2 separate regions of the Homo sapiens genome follow, and region 1 is linked to region 2. A link is an interaction called in ENCODE POLR2A ChIA-PET data of the cell type or tissue named here. Cell type or tissue: A673. All regions are shown on one strand. Each heading gives the region's core, and the rest is flanking DNA. Links, peaks and the distances in the headings are about the cores only.

Region 1 (11,074 bases), core at 5,339-7,838, 130 kb before region 2:
ACAATCCTCAGAAAGACTCTCTTTCCTGGAAATAACATGATTTGAAAATTGGACAGTAGGCCAGGCACATGGGTCACACTTGTAATCTCAGCACTTTGGGAGGCCGAGGCGGGCGGATCACGAGGTCAAGAGATCGAGGCCATCCTGGCCAACATGGTGAAACCCCGTCTCTACTAAAAATACAAAAATTAGCTGGGCATGGTGGTGTGCACCTGTAGTCCCAGCTACTAGGGAGGCTGAAGCAGGAGAATCATTTGAACCCAGGAGGCAGAGGTTGCAGTGAGCCGAGATCGTGCCACTGCATTCCAGCCTGGCGACAGAGCAAGACTCTGTCTCAAAAAAATAATAATAATAAATAAAAATAAATTGGACAGTAGAGTACTGACCTACCCTTTTATCAGAATGGGAGGAAAAATCATAATCTGGCCTTGGAAATTGCTACTTCTCCATCATAAGACATGGTTTTGCCAGAATAATTAATTTTTAAAATCTTTTTTATGTATTTACAAAGAAAAAGCTGTGCTTTAAAGCAATCATGAACTAAACATAGGACTTACACTTTTTTCAAGGCTGGATTAATACCCTGGCAATAGCAATGTATTGGCTTCTATGTCCACTGGTATTTACTTAAAAACATTAATATGATCACATAACTGTTTTTAAAAGTATTCACTATATCAGAAGCTTCAGGGAGTAATGCAAGTTCCAGAATTGCTTTATGAATTGATAACCTAAAACTTTATGCAATAAATGAATAACAGAAAATGAAAATGGACCTACAAGCAATGAAAGAGTGTGTTAGGCCCGTTCTTCTCATGTTTCTTGGAAAACATGAAACCCATGCCAACACTTGACATCATTTCCTTTAGGAGCAATGTTTTAAAAGAAGCCAAATATAAATAAGTAAATACCTATTAATATTTTGTGCTTCTTCCTCTCAGATGAAAAACTTTTATTTCTATCTTTTTATAAATATCTCCATAAGGAAATAGTAAAAAAGAATGCTTTCTTGGAAAAATAAGCTCTATGAAGTTTATGGCTGACCTATCAAAAGAGTTAGCGCCCCAGGCGCAGTGGCTCACACCTATAATCCCAGCACTGTGGGAAGCCAAGGTGGGAGGATCACTTGAGCCCAGGAGTTCAAGATCAGCCTGGGCAACATAATGAAACCTCGCCTCTACAAAAAATAAAAAAAATTAGCTGGGTGTCATAACACATGCCTATAATCCCAGCTACTGGGGAGGCTGAGGCGGGAGGATCACTTGAGCCCAGGAGGTTGAGGCTGCAGTGAGCCATGATCGCACCACTGCACTCCAGCCTAGGTGACAGTGAGATCCTGTCTTTAAAAAAAAAAAAAAAAATTCAATCACACTTTGATTACAAAGCTGGCTATCCAGCAGTCATAGAGGGCCACACCTGCCACTGTGGGACATTCTTGGCCCAGGATATCACACACCTAAGGACTCAGAAGAAAGTTGATGATAAGGCTATGCCAGATGTGCCTTTGACTTCTTGTCTTACTGCAGAATCTCCCCCAGAACTAGGCAGTTCACCTGACCCTCCCCTGAAGAAGAGTGCTAGGTTATATTTTTTCAGAATTTAGAATCATCCTAACAATATGACATTGTGAACATTGATTTATCCCTAAAAACTCATTTAGTAAAATGTCTTTAGGCTTGTTACCCTGGCAGGATTATGAGGCTGCAACGCGCTTCCATAAACACATGCTGGAGATATGCTGGAAATAAAGCATTTCTTATAAATCATGAGAAAGAATGCCTCAAAGGGAAAATATTTTTAAGTGATTCCCTATGATTCTGGGAGTACATATAAATGGAGATAAGTAAATTGTATCTCTCAACATGGGGCATGCTTCATTCTCTCCCTTCACCTCATCGACCAGTCCTGCTCCTGCCATCATTCCTCTCAGATGACACCACCAACTGTAATTACTCTCCATGTGTGAAACGGTGGCCGAGGACACTGAAGCGTGACAAGTGGCCAGTCTTTCCCACACTGCCGACATTGGAAGATTGCTCTTTGATTTATGTCTATAGCCTTTGCTTGCAGAACTGGGAGCTGTTTGCAACTCTATTTGGTAGACTTGACATTGACCTGAAGCTTTTATTCATAGTCACTCATCTCTGAGCTTGACATACCAGACTGGTGTGTCTGGTACTGCAGCCTCTTGGCAGACAACAGCTCAGGCACATGTTTGATGCTTCACTTCAGAGAAACCTGGAAACATTTCTTCCATCCCTGCTGCCTGAAGTTGCCTGCTTCTTCCCAAAGCACAATAGCTTCCTGGGCTTTCCACAGGCCTCTGCTGTCCTTCTTTGCTCATTTCAACGTGGTTCTCCAACTGACCTCAGTACAGAAAGGCTGGTTATATTTCAGAATCTTTTTGTCGATGAGTTTATTCTGACTTTACTCACCTTGAGGGGGCTATTCATAACTAAACAGCTTAGGTGCTGGGTTTACCTATGTTACTTTATGCGTATGATTTTTGTCCTGTGTGATTTTTAATAATGCCCCTTTTACTGTTTTTTTAAATTTTTACTTTTATTATTTTTGAGAGGGAGTCTTGCTCTGTCACGCAGGCTGGAGAGAAGTGGTGCAATCTTGGCTGACTGCAGCCTCTGCCTCCCAGGTTCAAGCAATTCTTGTGCCTCAGCCTCCCGAGTAGCTGGAATTACAGGCATGTGCCACCACACTTCACTAATTTTTATATTTTTAGTAGAGACATGGTCTCACCATGTTGACCAGGCTAGTCTCGAATTCCTGACCCCAAGTGATCCACCTACCTTGGCCTCCCAAAGTGCTGGGATTACAGACCTGAGTCACTGCATGCCAGCCTGTTTTTATTTTTTAGAGACAGGGTCTTGCTCTGTCGCCCAGGCTGGAGTGCAGTGGTGCAATCTTAGTTCACTGCAACCTCAAACTCCAGGGCTCGGGTGATCTTCTCGCCTTGGCTTCCCAAAGTGCTGGGGTTACAGGTGCGCACCACCATGCCTGGCCCCTTTTACTCTTAAAAGTGTTCTAGTTTCAGTAACGAATTAAATACTCACCCTATTTATAATCCACGTGCCTGTTTATAATTCCTGTAGGAAAGAAAATGTATTTTGCTTATTAAGGCTTACAGTCTACAAGAAATCAACTCGACTTATTCCTTCCCTTCAAACAGGACCAGACCAAAATCAGCTTCTTGATGACTGTGTATTGCATTCACACGGGTCTTTACAAGTTACTTAATGAAAGCTTTGTAATCAAGAGTTCTATATCCACCTAAATCTCTTTGCTGAATGAAGTCTAATTTAAATGATTTTTTCATAATTTAAAAAATTTATTTGAAATCAATGCAGTCATTTTATATTTTTTCAAGCTCAAAACAGTAGATCGCCAACATGGCCTATTAACCACACTATTAATTCTCAATATTATGGTAAGGTGTAGATAGATAGATGATAGATAGATAGATAGATAGATAGATGGTAGATAGATGATGGGTGGACATGCTATTTGCATTATTGCTTTTGTTTTTCTAAGCAATTTTATATGTATTATCTCACTCCACACTTATAACAATCTCTGGTGTAGATAATATTATAATCCTCATGAAAAAAACTGAAGGACTCAGAGTTAAGGGGCTTGCAAGGGGCTAGCAAGTTAACAGCAGAATCAGGACTAGATAGATTCAGGCCTTCTAATATGTAGACCTCTGTTCCTTCCATTCTCCATGGTAGTTTATACCTCACTACAGGGTCATTCACCCAGAGCAAAGCCCATATGAGTTGTATGGAGGTACCTCAAAATAGCAAGATCACTCATTCCTTAGGGACTTCTGTTTTTAACCCCTTAATTATGTTTGTTCTTCTCTGTACCTGTGTGTTTTTGTTGATTTTCCCACAAGCTTATTAAAGTAAGAACTGAATCCAGGATTAGTCCTTCTTAATGAGATTTCTAAGGTACTTTTAAGAAAAGAAGTGATCTATTAAAGCTATTTGCATAGCTCTAGATGACAAATCCAAAAGCAAATACTGTGTTCTTGGTAATTATCAATGGGTTCAGTCCTCAGGGAGAGGAAAACAGTCATTAAGCAAAGAATTTGCACTCACTTCGCAGTAAGACTCCAAGCTGACCTTCTTTTAATAGTCTTATTTCTGAAAAGTTGTCAGGCACATCTCTTAGCCATCTGAGACTCTCGGTCTGCACTGATGTGAATTCTCTCTGGCAGTTTTTCTCTTCTGAGGGTACAAGTTAAACATGTGTATTACTAGGCATTTTGGTCCGTTTGGGCTGCTTTAACAAAATATCATACACTGGGTAACTTACAGATAATAGGAATGTATTTCTTACAGTTCTGGAGGCTGGGAAGTCCAAGATGGAGGAGCAGGCAGATTCAGTGTCTGCTGAGGCCCCAGTTTCTGGTTTAAATAAAGATCACATCTTCTCACTGTGGCCTCACATAGTGAAAGGGGCAAGGGAGCTCTCAGGGGCCTCTTTCTTAAGGGCACTAATCCCAATTATGAAAGCTCTGCCTTCATGACCTCATCACTTCCTAAAAGGTCTCCCTCCTAATACCATCACTGTGGAGGTCAGGATTTCAATATATAAATTTGGGGGGTAGGGACACAAACATTTAGAATATAGCACCAGGTCTTACCCCAAATCTACTATATCAGAATTTCTGGGTTAGGCCACTAGATACAGAAAATTCTATTATCAAAGAGATAAATAATTGCTTTGTGCCCCAGTTCCTAATTTCCTACCACTAGCAAATCCAAGTTAATTCTCTGACATGGTTGTTCACAAATAAACACTGCAGATGTCTGGAAGAATGATCAGTTGTAATCCGAAGCTATTATAAATTTGCATTGAGAGAAACATGCCTAAGAACATTTTATTTCAAAAATCCTCTGGCTTTTGTTAGGTCAGTGATCATTGAACCTTAGTGTTTAAACACCTGGAGGTAATGTTAAAACACAGATTGCTGGGCCACCCCTTAGTGATGGAAATGAGGCTCAAGAATTTACATTTCCAACATGTTGCTAGATGATGCTGATGCCGATGGTCCACATTTGGACCACATTTGGAGTCCACATTTTGAAAGCTATTGGTTCAGACCAATGGTCTCACCACTTCGAAAATATCTTCTTAAAGATAATTTTGTTAATGTTACATGTGTTTAGAAAGCCTTAGTTATATTTAAGAGGCATCTATTGGAAATGATAAAACCCCAACACACTCAAAATTCAAACAAGCGTTAATTTAATCCAATAAATATTTATAGCTGGAAGAAAGTTTCTCCTATAAATTCTTTAAAGCAGGATCACAGAATTTGAAGACCAAGAATAGGCAGTATTATGGTATCACAGTAAATATCTTTTCAATCACTTAAATTTCTCAATTAAAGTATAACAAATACATCAAGACCCCTACTTGAAGTGCCTGGTATTGAGTCTCACATTAATAATCTGATATTATTGTCCCTTTCTCTAAATTCCTAGTGAACTTCATTCTACTGTAGAATAGAACTGAAAATCAAAAGAAGGCATAGCATGGTGAACTGATTTACTCAATATTGTTTTTCAGTGTATTAGTCCTTCTGCCCCCAAACCATGCTTTTTCTCAAGTTTTGTCTTGGGAAAGGAAACATTAATTTCTGATGGCAAATAACCAGCCAAGATAATTTCAAATACATTGTGTAAATACAGTTGAGCTATGGTTCCCCCCATCTTTGAAAAAATGCTACAAGTTTAATTAAAAGTCTTTTAAGTGTAACAATATCTCACTATGCTCAACTCAGTTCACTAACTTTGTTAGAAAAAAGTTGCAGAAGGTAAGGAAAAGCTTAGAATTTCTGCTGTTTTAACTGTGGTTCTCTCAGATTTGTAACTTTCTTTTCATTGAAAATAAACACTAAGACCTTCTTTAATGGTCATTTCTACCTCATCCTCTGTCTTCAGAAACAAAAGGTAATTTAATTTTTTTCTTTTCAGTTTATTTAAATTTCAGCCTCTAATGGCACACACAGTAAATCCTCCACATTATTTTTTTCCAAATATTTTTCTGTTATTTTTGTGTATACTAAGGATGCATGAAAGAGAATGTATGGGAAAGGGTGTTTCACTTTACTGATGTTTGCTATTCAAATCTCTACCACCCAGAAAATTGTTTGTTATGGAATTTATAGTGTGGTTTTGCACCAATAATCCAAGCCATGTGTTCAGATTTTATGGTGAAAAAAAAAATGCAGCAGATGCAAGATATCCTATTAGGGTCAAAACCTAGACAGTGCATCTCAAATCAAAAGGATAAAATTAGATGATCAGGACTTTCAGTTTTTGTTAAAGATAAAGGGAGTATTGAGGGCCTGTCCAACACTCCCTATTCTAGTAAAGAATGGATGAAAGGAGGTGGGAAAGTGTCTATGGGTGGGATTGGGAGAGAGAAAGAAACAGCCATGCTTTATTGCTTAAGACAATTTTTTTAATGTCCTAGAGGAAGCAGCAGGGAAGTGTCAGAGTGACTGAGATGTCAAAGAAATAATCTCACAAAAGAAATGCTGCATTTGAAGCAAGGAGCCGCTTCTCATTAATGTCTACCCGCTAGCAAATGGTTAGGGTCAGAAACATGTACATTCTCCAAAACTGCCTTCAGTTGGAAGACAAGGATATATATATATGTATATAAAGGAGCTCAAACAAGTATTAAATAACTCTGCAGAGTCAGCCATTGAAATGTTTAAAATAAAACAATCTTTGGGACAATTCATCTGGACAATAAATGCCTCTGCTTGAAAAAGCGTCTGGAGTTGAGGTTCTTTTATTGTGAACGACAGGAAGGACTTAACTGGAGGAAAGCTAATGACCTTGTTTCTACATTCCTCAGACATCAGTCGTCTGCCAGAAAATCGCCTATGAGGTTGAGGCAGTGACGGTTTAAAATGGCCAGGGAGAAAGTCTACAGAGAAAATGAGCTGCAGCTTCAGTGGCAGTTTCTAAAAATGTTGGTGAATATTTCCGCTATGGAGCAAAGCAACACACGTTCCACTATCTGCTACCAGAGCTAAGCCGCTGGCCAAGATGCAAAGCTCTTTGAGAAATTATTCTTTCTGTTTTAAAAAATTCTTTTCTATTTCCATCAACCCCGAGTAAACTTCCTCCAAGAAAGTTAAAACATCAGATGAGTGAAAATCCTTTGGTAGGAAAATCAAAGGATCTTTCTTGTTGGAGTAAAGAGAAATGTTAGAACGGGAAAATCTCCAGTCTTCCCTCATATCGTACTTTGTGTGTCTCTTCTCCCAAACTAGGATAACTGTTTCAGGCAACGTCAGCAGCTTGGTCTTTTGCTCTGAGGGTGCAACATTCTCTCTAGATTTATTTCAATAAATGTTTGTTGAACTCACAAGAGTGAGTTTTTGCATTAGACTAAAAAGTATATGCAGCTAGGGAAAAATGTCTGGTTAGTTGTCAAAAAACGACTGCTACAGTCTTTCTTTCACATTTGAAATTGGACAAATCCTCAATCCCTTTAGACTTTCTTAGGATTGTGTGAAATACGATAATAAACATGAAATTGCTTCATAACTTGCAAAGCAAAATGTAAATGAAAGAGTTTACTATTTAATGAAACCCTGTCCTCCAGCAGCCTATAATCTAGCAAAGTGCTTCTTAGGTAGGGTGGCCATATTATTTATTGTGCAACCAGATAATTTTTTAGAGTGAAATGAGGTGTTACTTGCAATTACAGAGGAAAAGCAGATGAAAATAAGGACCGATTTTCTTCTTAAAGACATTGAACAAAATACTCATGGACAATATGAAATATTAAAATAGAACCCACAGTCAACATGTAGGGGTTCACAAAGTAGGTTTGGGTTTGAGTACTTGGATTACTTATTGAAAAGTCCTAGGCCAGGCATGGTGGCTTATGCCTGTAATCCCAGTACTTTGGGAGGCCAAGGCAGGCAGATCACCTGAGGTCATGTTCGAGACCAGCCTGGCCAACATGGTGAAATTCCGTCTCTACTAAAAATACAAAAATTAGCCCAGGCATGGTAGCGGGCACCTGTAATCCCACCTAGTTGGGAGGCTAAGGCAGGAGAATCACTTGAACCCTGGAGGCAGAGGTTGCAGTGAGTTGAGATCAAACCATTGCACTCCAGCCTGGGCAACAAGAGTGAAATTCTGTCTCAAAAAAAAAGAAAAGAAAAGAAAACGAAAAATCCTTTGAAATAATTTAGGCAACGTGGTTCTATTTTACTGTTTTTAAGTTCGAGCATGAAGCTTTATCTAAAATAAAATTGTTTGCGTGCTGTTATAGCTAGATTATAATATCTAGGCTATTCACTGCTTGAAAATGTCCCTACAACCTGTATTCATCAATCATGTATCAAAATAACATCATAATAACCAGCTTAATTTAGAGTATATAAATAAAAAACATATAAACAAGGTGCTTTACAAAGGAAATACAGTCTTCTACTCTGTTTTGATATGCAACTATATACACTTAATTAAAAAGTAAAGAAAAAGTGAAAGTAGAATTCACAAAACAATTGAATTGTCAAACACCTTCCACAATATTAAAATTGTTATTTTGTAATTTGCTTTATGTATATTGCCAATAAAATTGTGTTTCACTTGATGAATGAGGATTTTGGAAGGAGACTGCTGTCAGGGAATTTAGCAATAAAACAAAGCAGTGAAAAAGATATTAGCTTTTTATTGCTAATTTACTTCCTTGGCTTTGTATTGCACCAGGGGTAATTCCTCTATCAAATGTGGTAATAATGTCTGATAGACTTACCTGATAAATGTGCCCCATCTTCAGAATGTAGGACGAGCTGTGTTTGTTCAATTTTACTGCATCCTGAGACAAATGAAATTGGGGAAAAGCTGCTATGAAATGAAGCTATTTTCTACAGAGTTTGTTCTTGACAAGCTATATTGCAGCCCCAGCCATAATAAAGAGACAATGACTCATCTGGTGTATAGCAAAACAATGAAAATAAACAAACAAAAACAAATATAAAGTTCCTAAATGTTATTCCAGCAATAGACCTGTAAAGAGATATCAGTTAATCTAAAATATGTATATATTAGATGCTTAACATTTTTTGTTGGATGCATGAATGGATAGCAGGAATAATGCCTACTTCAACGCACTACTTTCAATATTTCCCATAATTCAACCTAGAAAATGAAAAGCAGAGAGAGAAAGAGATAGATAAAATAAGAAGAGAGGGAGAATGAGAGAGGAAGAAAAGTAACCGAGAGTAAATGAAAGTCTTCACTCAAAATCATAAGGAATGTATCTTAACTGAATATTTTGATTGATATGATGCATTGTTTTATAATTGCTGCTCCAAGGAAAAAATTGAGGCATGAGGAAAATATACCCCATTGGGCAGTGGGCAGGAAAAAAAAATCTCTGTCAAAGAGCACAAATCTTATTTACAATGGACCTTTAATGACTCTAAGCTGCTTTAACTCCCATGTAGTTCCCCCATTGGAAGAAGATTATAAAAGACTGCTCTCCTCTTTCCCAGCTCACACTGATGTTTTTACCCCATTCAAAATGAGTATGGTAATGGCATTCACTAAGGATTATCAACATTTGAGAAAAATAAAAAAGATCCAATACAAGCTGAGAAGAATACAAATTATCTATGGAGCTTCCATTGATGGAAATGGCAAGTATAGATATTAATATATTACATGAGTCATTCGTGGTAGACATTCATCTTAATGGCTTAGACCTCAATAAAGCTAAGGCAGAGGGACCCATTGTATAATAGTTTTAGGACTCTTCACTGCTAATGGAACAAGCTCTAACCCTTTCCAAAGGAGCCTGGAGCACCAGAATCGCGGAGAGAGAAAAAACAGTGGAAGCTGTGTATGATTTCCCAGTATACTCACATTTATCCACTTATGAGCAGGAATCTGTGATCTGAAAGCTTTCCAGAGTGAAATGATTTCTAAAACTAAGCAACAAGAAATGCATGAAACTGAGAAAGGAGACAAGTCTAAGGTGAACATTGGGCTATAACACAATCATAAAAGGCTTCAGAAATAACTGAAGAAGGCTGACTGTTCTTGACCTATAACTTTACCTCATTTTGCTTGTACTGCTGAATCGCATAAATGGAAAATAAGCAAAAGCAGTGGTTGTTGTAATTACTTTCATAATGGTGACGATTTTGACTTGATGTGAATTAATATTCTTAAACTTCTTCAAGGTACATTGCATTTGGCCAATTCTTCTTATTCTAAATCACCACAAAAGAACAAGGCTTACCATACATCTTAACAAAGCTGGTTTTTGTTTTTGTTTCTAATTCCTAAGGTCATCAACTCTAATTTTACAGAAGTTAAGCTTTGTTCTAATTGGCTATATAATCAGGGGTAAGTAACCTAATTTCTATAATTGAGGGTATTTATTCCTACATTGCACTGTACATTGTTCCTTACAAGTAGAAGACTATGTGATTTTGTAGTAATAATAAAGTCAAAAAGGGTGTCCATGTTAAGCTATGAGAATTCAATCTGGAGAACATGGAGCATATTTTCCCTCACTTGGAGGGCTAGGGTAAGAGTAATTATTGGCAATGTTGGACTGAACAAACAGTACACTCCGTAAAAAATGAGATGGCCAACATTATTAATTGCATAAGATATTGGCTCATTCATTCATCAAACGTTTATTGGTTGACACTAACCATGCAAGTTTACAAAAACCTGCAATACAGCTTCATGGCAAAGCTTTCTCCTATGAAGCTTTTTACATAATAAAATTCAGGGAGAAAAATAGTCAAATGTATACTCAGTAAACCTTGCCAGAAGGCTGAAAATCTGTTTCCCAATTGAAAAACCACAGCCAGATATCATGTATAAAGGAAAGTCATTCATAGTAATCTTACTCTCCCTTTACTATTGTTTTTTAATAGATGACTGAAGATTACTGAGAGAATAAGATAAAAAGAAAAAGACAGAAAATATTGAATATGTTTGAAGTCTTTAACCCTTATAAAATAAAAATATCCAATCATCTTCACTACAGGAAGGAAACT
Region 2 (11,074 bases), core at 3,055-5,554:
AGTCTAATAGTTTCACAGTGGTAAAATCATGTTTTGTAAGAAGCAGTTATCATCCTTGACCACCGCTCTGTTAACTGGTAACAGTAAGATAAAAGTAAATGTTAAAATCTTTCTTATATGTTGGCAAAAATCACTTCCTAAAGATAAATGAATGGCTTGAAACATTTATTCTTATTTGCAACTACTTCTTTAGCTTAAGTGACAGGTACTTATGTTTAAAAATAACATGTCTTGTGTAATGATTTATGATTCTGCATTTATAAATGCAGAAAGAATAACTAAAAGGAAGTTGTAAGTGTCAGTTAAGGAATAGATGCTTTTTTAAATATAGAAAATTAGAAAACTTAAGGTAAGAGCAAAAGTAATATACATTTGTTCAGTATTTTTGTTTTCTGGTGAATTGAGATACTTTTCCTACTATTCCTTTAATTCTTTTTAAAAATAACTACAATCTATTTTTTTCTCCCTTGGAACAGTGGATTCCTTTCTCTGATTATGAGGCCTGGAATTTGAGTGATTCATTGGTCAGTTTCTTTTGGGTTCCAGTGGGTGCTAAAAGTAAGAATGATTATTTTAAGGATAAAAAATGTCAGTTGTATATTTTATTGACTGCAGGTAGCTAGAAAAAGTAAACTTGCCATGTGGGCACACAGCGTGTTGCCTCTGAATGATGAGGCAAGCAGGTTACTCATAATACACACACACACACACACACACACACACACACACAGCGTGTTGCCCCGAATGATGAGGCTAGCAGGTTACTCTTAATACACACACACACACACACACACACACAGACACAACAGCGTGTTGCCTCTGAATGATGAGGCTAGTAGGTTACTCATAATACACACACACACACACACACACACACAGCTTTTTCTCTATGTACCTGATTCTTTTAAATTAAAGATAACCAAACCTTTGAATGATGAGGCTAGCAGGTTACTCATAATACACACACACACACACACACACTCTGCTTTTTCTCTATGTACCTGATACTTTTAAATTAAAGATAACCAAACCTTTGAATGGTGAGGCTAGCAGGTTACTCATAATCCACACACATAAACACACACACACACACACACACACACACACACACACACACACACACACTGCTTTTTCTCTGTGTACCTGATACTTTTTAATTAAAGGTAAAAGGTAACCGAACCTTTAACTCTTGAGCCAGTGATAATGAGAAAATAAAATTTCATTTCTAAAATTAGAGATAATGGAACTTAAAAAAAATGTGTTCTCTGTGTCATCTCTGTGCACCCCCTCCCACTATTCCTCTCACACGCTGCACTTTTTTTTTTTTTTTAAAGCTGCATTAATAGGCTGTTATATCCTTTGAAATACCACAGGTCTTGAGAGGGATGAATGATGAAATGTAAAGATCAGTGATTGAGCAGGAATGGGAGAAAGATTAGGGATTGGGTTTTCTGGCACAAGGCTCCTTTCTGTCAAAGGACTGCAAATTTTCCTGGGTTGACGTGGGCTTAATTTTTTTTTTTTCCCCAAGGCAGAAGAATTTTTCTTAGTACAGAACAAAATGGAGTCTCCTATGTCTACTTCTTTCTACACAGACACAGTAACAATCTGATCTCTCTTTCTTTTCCCCACATTTCCCCCTTTTCTATTCGACAAAACCGCCATCGTCATCATGGCCCGTTCTCAATGAGCTGTTGGGTACACCTCCCAGACGGGGCGGCCGGGCAGAAGCGCCCCCCCACCTCCCAGACGGGGCGGCGGCCGGGCGGGGTCTGCCCCCCACCTCCCGGACGGGGCGGCTGGCCTGGCAGGGACTGCCCCCCACCTCCCTGACGGCGCGGCTGGCCGGGCGGGGACTGTCCCCCACCTCCCAGACGGGGCGGCTGCCGGGCGGAGACGCTCATCACTTCCCAGACGGGGCGGCTGCCGGGTGGAGGGGCTCCTCACTTCTCAGACGGGGCGGCCAGGCAGAGACGCTCCTCACCTCCCAGACGGGGTCGCGGCCGGGCAGAGGCGCTCTTCACATCTCAGACGGGTCGGTGGGGCAGAGGCGCTCCCCACATTCCAGACGATGGGCGGCCGGGCAGAGACGCTCCTCACTTCCTAGACAGGATGAGGGTCGGGAAGAGGCTCTCCTCACTTCCCAGACTGGGCGGCGGGGCAGAGGGGCTCCTCACATCCCAGACGATGGGCGGCCAGGCAGAGACGCTCCTCACTTCCTAGACGGGGTGGCGGCCGGGCAGAGGCTGCAATCTCGGCACTTTGGGAGGCCAAGGCAGGCGGCTGGGAGGTGGAGGTTGTAGCGAGCCGAGATCACGCCACTGCACTCCAGCCTGGGCAACATTGAGCACTGAGTGAGCGAGACTCCGTCTGCAATCCCTGCACCTAGGGAGGCTGAGGCTGGCAGATCACTCGCGGTCAGGAGCTGGAGACCAGCCCGACCAACACGGCGAAACCCCGTCTCCACCAAGAAATATGAAAACCAGTCAGGCATGGTGGCGCCCGCCTGCAATCCCAGGCACTCGGCAGGCTGAGGCAGGAGAATCAGGCAGGGAGATTGCAGTGGGTCGAGATGGCGGCAGTACAGTCCAGCCTCGGCTCGGCATCAGAGGGAGACCAGGGAGAGGGAGCTCGGCATCAGAGGGAGACCAGGGAGAGGGAGAGGGAGGGGGAGGGGGAGGGGGAGAAGTGGGCTTAATTTAAAATTGCCTTATATATGCAGTGATGAAAATCAAATCAAATTTAAATTACTATATGGAACAACTTCCTGATAATGTAAAAAAAAAACTGATTTAGGAGAGGGTTTTCGGTACTTTGAAATATTAATATTATGAAAGTTGAACACTGATGTTTCAATCTGCTTCACTCCATCCCCATTACTTCTTGTCAGCTGTCTATGAGCATTGGGCCACTTGCCACAGTTTTACATGATAACCATATTTAAGTGGTAAAAAAGATCAGAACATATACAGTGCCTTCTTAAGTCAGGTTCCTGATTTATTTCTGGTACTATCCATTTAGATACATATTAATTTACCTAATTTCTTAAATCCATGGACCAGTACTGATATTCCTGTTTGTCTTTATTTAGGATTTTACATGTGTACGTTAAAAAATACATTGGTAACAGCTGACTGACAACCAAAAAAGTAAAAAAGCAAAACAAAAATCACCGTGCTTTGACAGGTTTGTCATGAAGCAAAATGCATGAGAAATTTGATCTGTTTCAGTTTGCTTGTTATCAGTCAGAAATCACCTTTGCTTTGCCCAGAGAAGACTCAGGTTCACTGAATTCTCTTCACCACTCCGTGAAAGTGTGTAGCAGCATGGACAGCCCATGTTATGTACAGAGTAAATGGTGCACTGGGTGGCATGTGGAATCTTGAAAGGACAGTGTCTCTTAGATGCTTAACTTACTACTGGGAGTGAAGAAGATCAATGAATCTCAAAAAAAAAAAAAAGTGGAAAAATTCCTTTTGGGGAAAAGAAGCTAGTATAATTTAGGGTTTTAATTACTATCATACTTGATTGAGAGAAATCCCTTACTCTTAAAATAATACAGGTACTGCATTTCTTATTTTATAATACTGCTTAAATGCTTCCTGTCCTAGGCAGTATAATGAATTAAAATGTAGTAGATATTTAGCACAAGCAAAAAGGACTTACAGTTTAGGAATACTAAATTCAGAACTCTGTATTGTAACAAGTTACCAGGAAGTAGTGGGGGTTAAATCTGTGCTGCTGGGAAAGTGTGTTTTGTTTTGTTTTTTTAATTTCCTTGTATACATCTTAGAGTCTGCAGTTTGTATGAACCGTGTGCTAGTCAAGAAAGAGATAAATAAGCATTATTTAGGTTCAAGAGATTTAGCAATCTTATGGTTTTGGGATAAGCTGCTATCCTAGTGATGTTTTCTTGTCACTGTCTCACTGAGATTTTGAAAAACTCAAACACATCCTTAATCAATTTGAAAGATTCCTAGGGAAATTACATTCAACTTGATTATGGTATTCCTTATGAGAGCTTGGGCATAGGGCAAGGAGAGTGAACTTTAAGGTGTAGGAAGAAGATAAGTATGTGCCACATAAAAGGAGGAGGGGCCTGCTATATAGTACAAGGTCATGGCTTAAGCCAATCATTTGTCATGGGGTTGGGGAGTCTGAAGGATGAGTGGGTCTATTTTAAAAAAAAATTGCGTTGATAACCATGAACATTAATCCTTATGAATACTAAATGTTCTAGAGAAATTATATTGATGTGTAATTTTCCTTATTGTGAAACATATAGCTCCCCAAGGACAAGGTGGCAGCTGGCGGATTAAAAATAAAAGCTGACATCATTATATAGTAAAAGTACACATGGACTCTGACATGGGTTAAAATGCTGGTGCAATCACTGTTAATAGCGTTAGTGAGTTTCGCTGAGTGATTTACTTTCTGAGAGCTTCCTTTTCCTCATCTGTAAAGTAGACATAAAATCAACTTCATAGCAATGTTCTTGTGCTTCCTTTAGATACGTTTATCAGAGCTTCTATGGCTGGGTTTAACTTGCACTTTTATACATACTGTTTTTCCTTCCTTCTGTTCCTTCTTCTTGGATGAGCACCATAATTTGTACATAGTTTCAAGAGTGCTTTAAAAATGAAAATACTTAAGTTCTGCAAACTTATTATGAATTCATTATTTTGAATTGTAAGTGAAGGAGGGCTGAATATTGTCTTTTCTCCTGGACTTTTAGACTTTTGCCTTAAAAGTTATATCCTTAAATGAACAGTGTTCTCAAATGGGGAAAGAGGAAAATATTATTGTTTACTTACTTTTTTTTTTTTGAGATGGAGTCTTGCTCTGTCACCAGGCTGGAGTGCTGTGGTGCAATCTTGGCTCACTGCAACCTCCAACTCCCTGGGTCTCCTGCCTTACTCTCACGAGTAGCTGGCATTACAGGTGCATACCACCATGCCCAGCTAATTTTTTAATATTTTTAGTAGAGACGGATGTTGGCCAGGATGGTCTCGATCTCCTGACCTCGTGATCCACCCGCCTCGGCCGCCCAAAGTGCTGGAATTACAGGTGTGAGCCACCGCACCCGGCCTACTTACTTTTAAAATACATTTACATTAAGAAAAAAAGAATGTATGTTCATTGTAGAAAATATTACAAAGTTAAAGCAAGTAAGAAACAAAATTATCTACAACCCATCCTATCCAAAGATAATTATCATTAGCTATTGGTGTATTTCTTGCCTAAATATATGTACTATACATAGACATAGTCCACAGTATAAATAAACTCTGTGGATTGCTTTTTTAATTTCACTGTAGAAATATTTTAATTGTTGTTAGGATATGTATAGATTTGTAATTTTTTTTAACCATCTGGTCATTTTAGTATTGAGATGGTTTGAGGAAAGAGGACATTAGAAAAAAAAAAAAAACCTGTGTACTGGGAATTACAGATCTGAAATTGTCATATACACCACATTTGCAAAATTTTTTCACCTGCCCTTGAAAAAAACCAAGGCATGATTTTGAATTTTATAAGATGGTCTATTAAGATTGCTGAAACTTGGAGTGCTTTCTGGCAAAACCAGCAATTAAATGAAGAGAAACAGAAGCCATCACTAGAAGAGCAACTATTTTGTGGCAGTTACTTGTTTCACTATCTCTTCCCTGTTCTTTACCCCAACATAGTTCATAACTTAAAGTTGTGGACTTTAAAGCACTCTAAGGCTTTTAAACTTCTGCCTAGTGAGTTAGTATTAAGAAATTTAAGTCAGTGCCATGGGGTTAAATATGAGGTTTAATAAAAATATTGGTTTCTTAATTTTGTTTATTAGTCTTACTCCTATAGTCTGTGTGTCGTGAAGCATAATTTCTCTTTTCTTTCTCCTGATGCAACTCAGCCACTCCAGGATTTTCTCATTTTCCTTCATATTATGAATATGTAAAAATTAAAACAAATACCTTTTCTTTTAGTCATTGCATAGTTGGACTACACTTATTTCACTCTGAGGTGATAGGGCTCTTCTTTTCTATGTCTTTGCATCTTAAATACATACAGACATTATGCATTTATTTATACTTATATACTAATACAACAGGTCAGCACAGTCACTCCTCACCCATGTGGGGAGCCAAAATTCTAGTCTGAAAATTGAGCATCAAATACTAATAAGTAACTTATACTGAACTCTTAGGTATGTTTACATTCTTAATTTAATCTTCTGACATTTTACAGTTGAGGAAATTTGTGGCTTAGAGAAGTTAAATTACCTTGCCCAAGGTCACTTGGTCTTCTAGGTAACAACTAGAGTTCAAACCTAGGCTGACTGCAGAGCCTACCTTTTCAGGTGGGATTCAGTACCACCAAGTAGCACTTTCTGAACTGTGTTCTATGAACCAAGGTGTATTATCAGGCATTACTTTAAACAGGGGTTTTGGGCCAGTAAGGTTGATAAGTGTTGCATATTGTATCACCCCCTCAGAGATTTCACGGCATACATTGGTACGTTAAAAGCTTTGAAAAGTACTATAGAAAAGAAACTTCAGCATTTTAGCATATCTTTCACAAACTGACCTGGTCACTGATCCAGTTTTTAAAGAACATCCAGTTTTCTTTAAAGAACTTTAGTGTCCTGAGAGAAGAGAAAGCGCTGTGGACAGATGGACCTGTCTTCAGGGGAGGAATCTGGCTGCCTCTGCTCGCTGAATTCTGCCTTGAGGCCTTCCTTTCATGTTCATGTGCAGCATGGTATCATCCAGCTGTGTAAATCTTACCATCCTTCAAGATCAGTTCAGGATCTACCTGTTCTCTGAAGATTTTCCTGACCACTTGAGTCCATACCGATATATCTGACCTCAGCAAAGTTCCTGATTATGATTGATGGTAATGCTCTTTAGCACGTGGCTGTTTCCCCAGTTGGTTCCTAAACTCCTCAAAAGCAGACACACCCTACTTTATATTATTCCCCTGTCCGCTGCTGAGTAGCCCCTGGCCTTACTGCCCTCGAGGGAGAGGTTAAAGTGTTCCAGTGGTTTTTGTTTGGTTTACAAATACTCTTCGTCTCCCTGGTCTTGAACCCCGGTTGAGACCTGCAGTTCATTCTCAATCCTCAAACTTGAGGTGCTCATGTGATCATCTTACACTCATATCAGCACTTATGCTCCCCATATTGTTTTCCATCTGAACACCTCTCACTGATCTTGCGGTTATTTATCAAAAAAGATTTCTGTTTACAGTGTATTTCACAATTAAAAATTCTACTGATAGTTAAAATAGGTTTCCTAGAACAACCCCTGCTTGGCAGTCACCTCCATCTTGCTACATTGCCACAGAGCCTGATGAATCTGCTAAGTATTTATGTTTAGGAATTTCTTTTATGCAGGAAACCCCAACGTTAAGTGGTTCCTTGACTCCAGTTATGAGTCAAATGGTTTTAAGTATAACCCATATTAGATTTCTATTCATACAGAAATAGATGTCCAGTGTATGAATTATGTTTCAGTTATCGGAAACTCATTTCATATCATGGAAATATCAAAATAGTTCCTCCAAATCAAATATACTTCCAAGAACATTTTGCAAGCACTAGAGCCATATTGTGTCTATTAGTTGGATAAATTTTTCTGCATAGGCAAGATTGAATGAAGTGCTTTAAAATTAAATTAGTCTAATAAAAGTATGCACCGAAAACACCACCTTTTCTTTTGGCAACTCCCTGCAGTAGTCATGGATATTCTTCCCTTGCTCCGAGGGAATTCTGTGTACAAAATTAACATTATCTATCTTCAACATTTTTACTCCATATTCAGTGTTCATGAATGGCTCTGGAAGTCTTTGAATGGTACCTGCTGGGAAACATTATTTCTACCACTATCCCAATCTTATGGAAATACATGAAGGCTGAACAATAGATTCAACTCTCAGTTGATTCTGTTGACTCTGTGTGAACTTTAAGGGATAGTAAATATTTGAAGTTTATGTTAATTAAAATATAGATTTGGCTACTATAACAGCAATCCAAAATGTTAGTTTTTTTTTTTTTCTCTTACATAAATACCCAAACTGATAATGGCAAAATAGACTTCATAGTCTTTTATGGTACTGTTAGGGATCCATGCCCCTTCTCTCTTGTTACTCTGTCATTCCTGGAGAGTTGCTTTAGACTTCATAGTCTTTTATGGTACTGTTAGGGATCCATGCCCTTCTCTCTTGTTACTCTGTCATTCCTGGAGAGTTGCTTTCATCTACGTGGTCTGAGATTTTACTACCATGTCCACATTGCAGCAGTAGGAAGGAAGGAAACAGAAGGGATTTGCTTCTTCACCTGTACGTGTCACTTTCAGTATCTTTATTCTAGGTAGCCATGTGCATAGCTAAAAATGGTTTTAGTGAGTGGGTAACTAATGAGATAGAAAGGGAGAAAGGATATTGGGAGGAATCGTAGTCTTTGCTACAAGGTAATACCGTATAATTTTTTAAATGATAAAGTTGTATAAGTAAGGGTCAAAAGTCACTTGTAGCTAACTTTCATTAGTTCCACCTTTTCCTTGCCTAGCACAGTTAGCATGGTCTTGGTATCTAGTGTAAATCTGATCTTATCCAAACATGAATTTGTTACTTTTTATATTACTTGGTTAACTGTTGATTTCAAGTCTCTTTTCAGACTTGTCTCCCAAGTTCACATGAATAGGGCCAGGCTTTAAGTTTTTTTTAATGCGTTCATTATTACCAAGCAGTGCTTTTTAACACTAGTGTTCAGTAAGTTTATTGAACATTGGGTTATGATGATTTATTGAAATTCTACATTTATTGCTTTGCTTGGTTGTTAATAGAGTCAATGTCTCTTGTCTTTTTTCTGCCAACTGGAATAATCCCTACTCCACGTATGTGAGCTATATCCTGTATCAGAAATGTAGAGGAGGCGTGGAATTGGCAAAGATTTGTTACCAAAAATCACTATCAGACCCCATTGCTGTTGGCAGTCAGGGAACCATGGAAAAGATTATGGGTCATGGAAGGTTATAAGCAAAAGTCTGTGGATTTGCATAGCAGCATTGAGAGGTAGGTCTTACAATGGGCAGGTTGTATTGGAGGACTGAAAAAAAAAAAATGGAAATATTAAGGAAACACACAGATAGTGATTCCAAGAAGAACTAGCACCAATAGGGCTAAGGCAATAAAAGGAAGAGGTTGGGATTATCAAAATTTGGAAGCTCACAAAAGCGCCTGGCAAGTTGGGGTTCAGATCTCTGGGGATGGGATGGGGGGGGTACTTGGCTGGCTGGCTGCCTGTTGTGTCTCTAGAAAATAATGGGGCTGGTTTGGGGAGTAGGAGTAGGCTTGAATAAATGCTGAGACCACTCCAATTACTATGGTGAGTTGCCTTTAAGCAGCGAGCAAAAGGATGTAAGTCTCTTCCGCCAGCCCTTCTGCTTCTGTCTAGTGTCCCCTGTTTGGTAAATCCTAATGGGAAGGCTGTTGGCAAGAAATTTTTGCTAAGTTCTAGAGCCAGATTCACAAAGCAAAATATAGAAAGGTGGGTTTGGAACTGAAAGATAATAATCACTGGCACAGTAGTGGATATAAAGTCTTCCTTTGGCAAGTTCAGCTGGAAGATATTGTGCCAAACAGTACTGTGACAGAAATTAGAGATGGATCTGGGCCAGATGGTATGTACAAGATTGAGTAGAAGAGTGGTCTGCTCAGTCTTGAGGAGTGTCTTGCACATATACCAAAGTCACTTTTACGTGAGAAAGCATGCTTTCTATTGCAGTCTAGAGTTTCCTTTCTTTCCTTAGAAATCCGTTGTGAATCTATTATTCATGAGTTTCCATGACCCTTTGTTGAATTTGTTTGTTTTTAGTTTCTGTGACTCATCGAAAAACTACTTAGTGGATTTTTTTAGGTGTCTTTTGTTATACTGGACTTTGAGGAGAGAAAGGTAACTAAGATATAATCTCTGTTCTCAGGTAAGCCACACCCTGGTTTGTGGTAGAAGGTGAATGTGAAGACACTAACATTGTATGTTAAATATTAAAATAAAATGAATCATACCTGGGAAGTGGAAAAGGGCAAGTCTGGAGAATTAACTTCGTGCTTGTCTTTCAAAGTAGGACTTTGTCAGGCTGAGGGAGAAGTGTGTGGAGAAGTGTGTGGTGGGTGAGGACAGCAAGTAGAAAACACATATTTAAAGGGCATGGAGAAATAATTGTTAAGATGACATGTGCTGTATATTTACCAGTTACTATATAAAGAAGCGTTATTCCTTTGCCCTGAAATCTTTCTTTTTTTGGCTTCAAGGGGTCCTCCTTGTTTCAGAATTTTGTATTTGATATATACCCTCCCCCTGTCCATTATGATTTTTCTGTACTTCAGCCATATTGCTGAGATATTCAACTTTATAAGCAACAAGTTCCTTTAAAAAAAAATACCTTTGTCTTCAAACTGAAAGCCGTCTCATCCCTGTTTTTATATAAGTTGCCCTTTGCAGAACAATTTGTAGTTTCTGTATGTGGATCCTCCCTACTTCTGAAAGGTTGTCTGGAGAGGTATCAGAATCACCAAACAATGAAAGATGCCCAAGCTGCCATGCCACCAGAAGGGGGCATGTCTCATTCATATGTACACTCGAGTTCTTGAATTATCATCGTTGCCTTGAAAGGCTGTAGAAGTAAATTATTGGGAAACCATCAGAATGCACCTGCCTGAGCCTTTCTCCCTCAGTCTTCCTGTTTGTGTTCAGTGGTTAATATTATCCTCTCCACGTATAAAATTTGAATTCAGCAGGACCTTGTAAGACACATGCGTTTCATTTTAAGCTACATCCCATTCTCAGTTCTCTGTCCCTATCCATGGGTGGGAAGGTTCAACCCTGTTCCATGGACATAGCTGATGGGACAGGAGTATCCAAGCTAGGTCAACTGTATTCTCTCTCCTGGGATTTTTGAATCATGTGGTGTTGTCCACTAAAGACGGCACAGAGTTGGTTGGTAGGCATAGTACCAGGGTCAGCTCCTTATGCATCAGTCACATACCAGGCAAAGTTATGGGGGAGGAAAACCTAAAAGGTTTGCCA

Evidence for each region. ChIA-PET counts read pairs that join two places held together with the same protein. Peaks named below come from ENCODE experiments on the same cell type or tissue, not always from the same donor. Only the 100,000 strongest peaks of a DNase experiment are listed, where the experiment ranks them.
Region 1: POLR2A ChIA-PET joins it to region 2 with 5 read pairs; 2 of 35 experiments call an interaction of 5 or more read pairs at or near these places.

Annotation. Positions count from the first base shown.
Region 1 is chr4:173,044,940-173,056,013 of GRCh38, forward strand. No RefSeq gene overlaps it. Among named protein-coding and RNA genes, the nearest start is that of GALNT7, 120 kb to the right of the region's middle. In A673, for the core only: no CTCF peak of the experiment used is centred there; a DNase peak (open chromatin) is centred at 6,872.
Region 2 is chr4:173,181,967-173,193,040 of GRCh38, forward strand. The region is part of intron 1 of GALNT7 (polypeptide N-acetylgalactosaminyltransferase 7); the gene reads left to right. Among named protein-coding and RNA genes, the nearest start is that of GALNT7-DT, 18 kb to the left of the region's middle. In A673, for the core only: no CTCF peak of the experiment used is centred there; a DNase peak (open chromatin) is centred at 4,365; H3K4me3 peaks cover 528 bases; H3K27ac peaks cover 1,775 bases.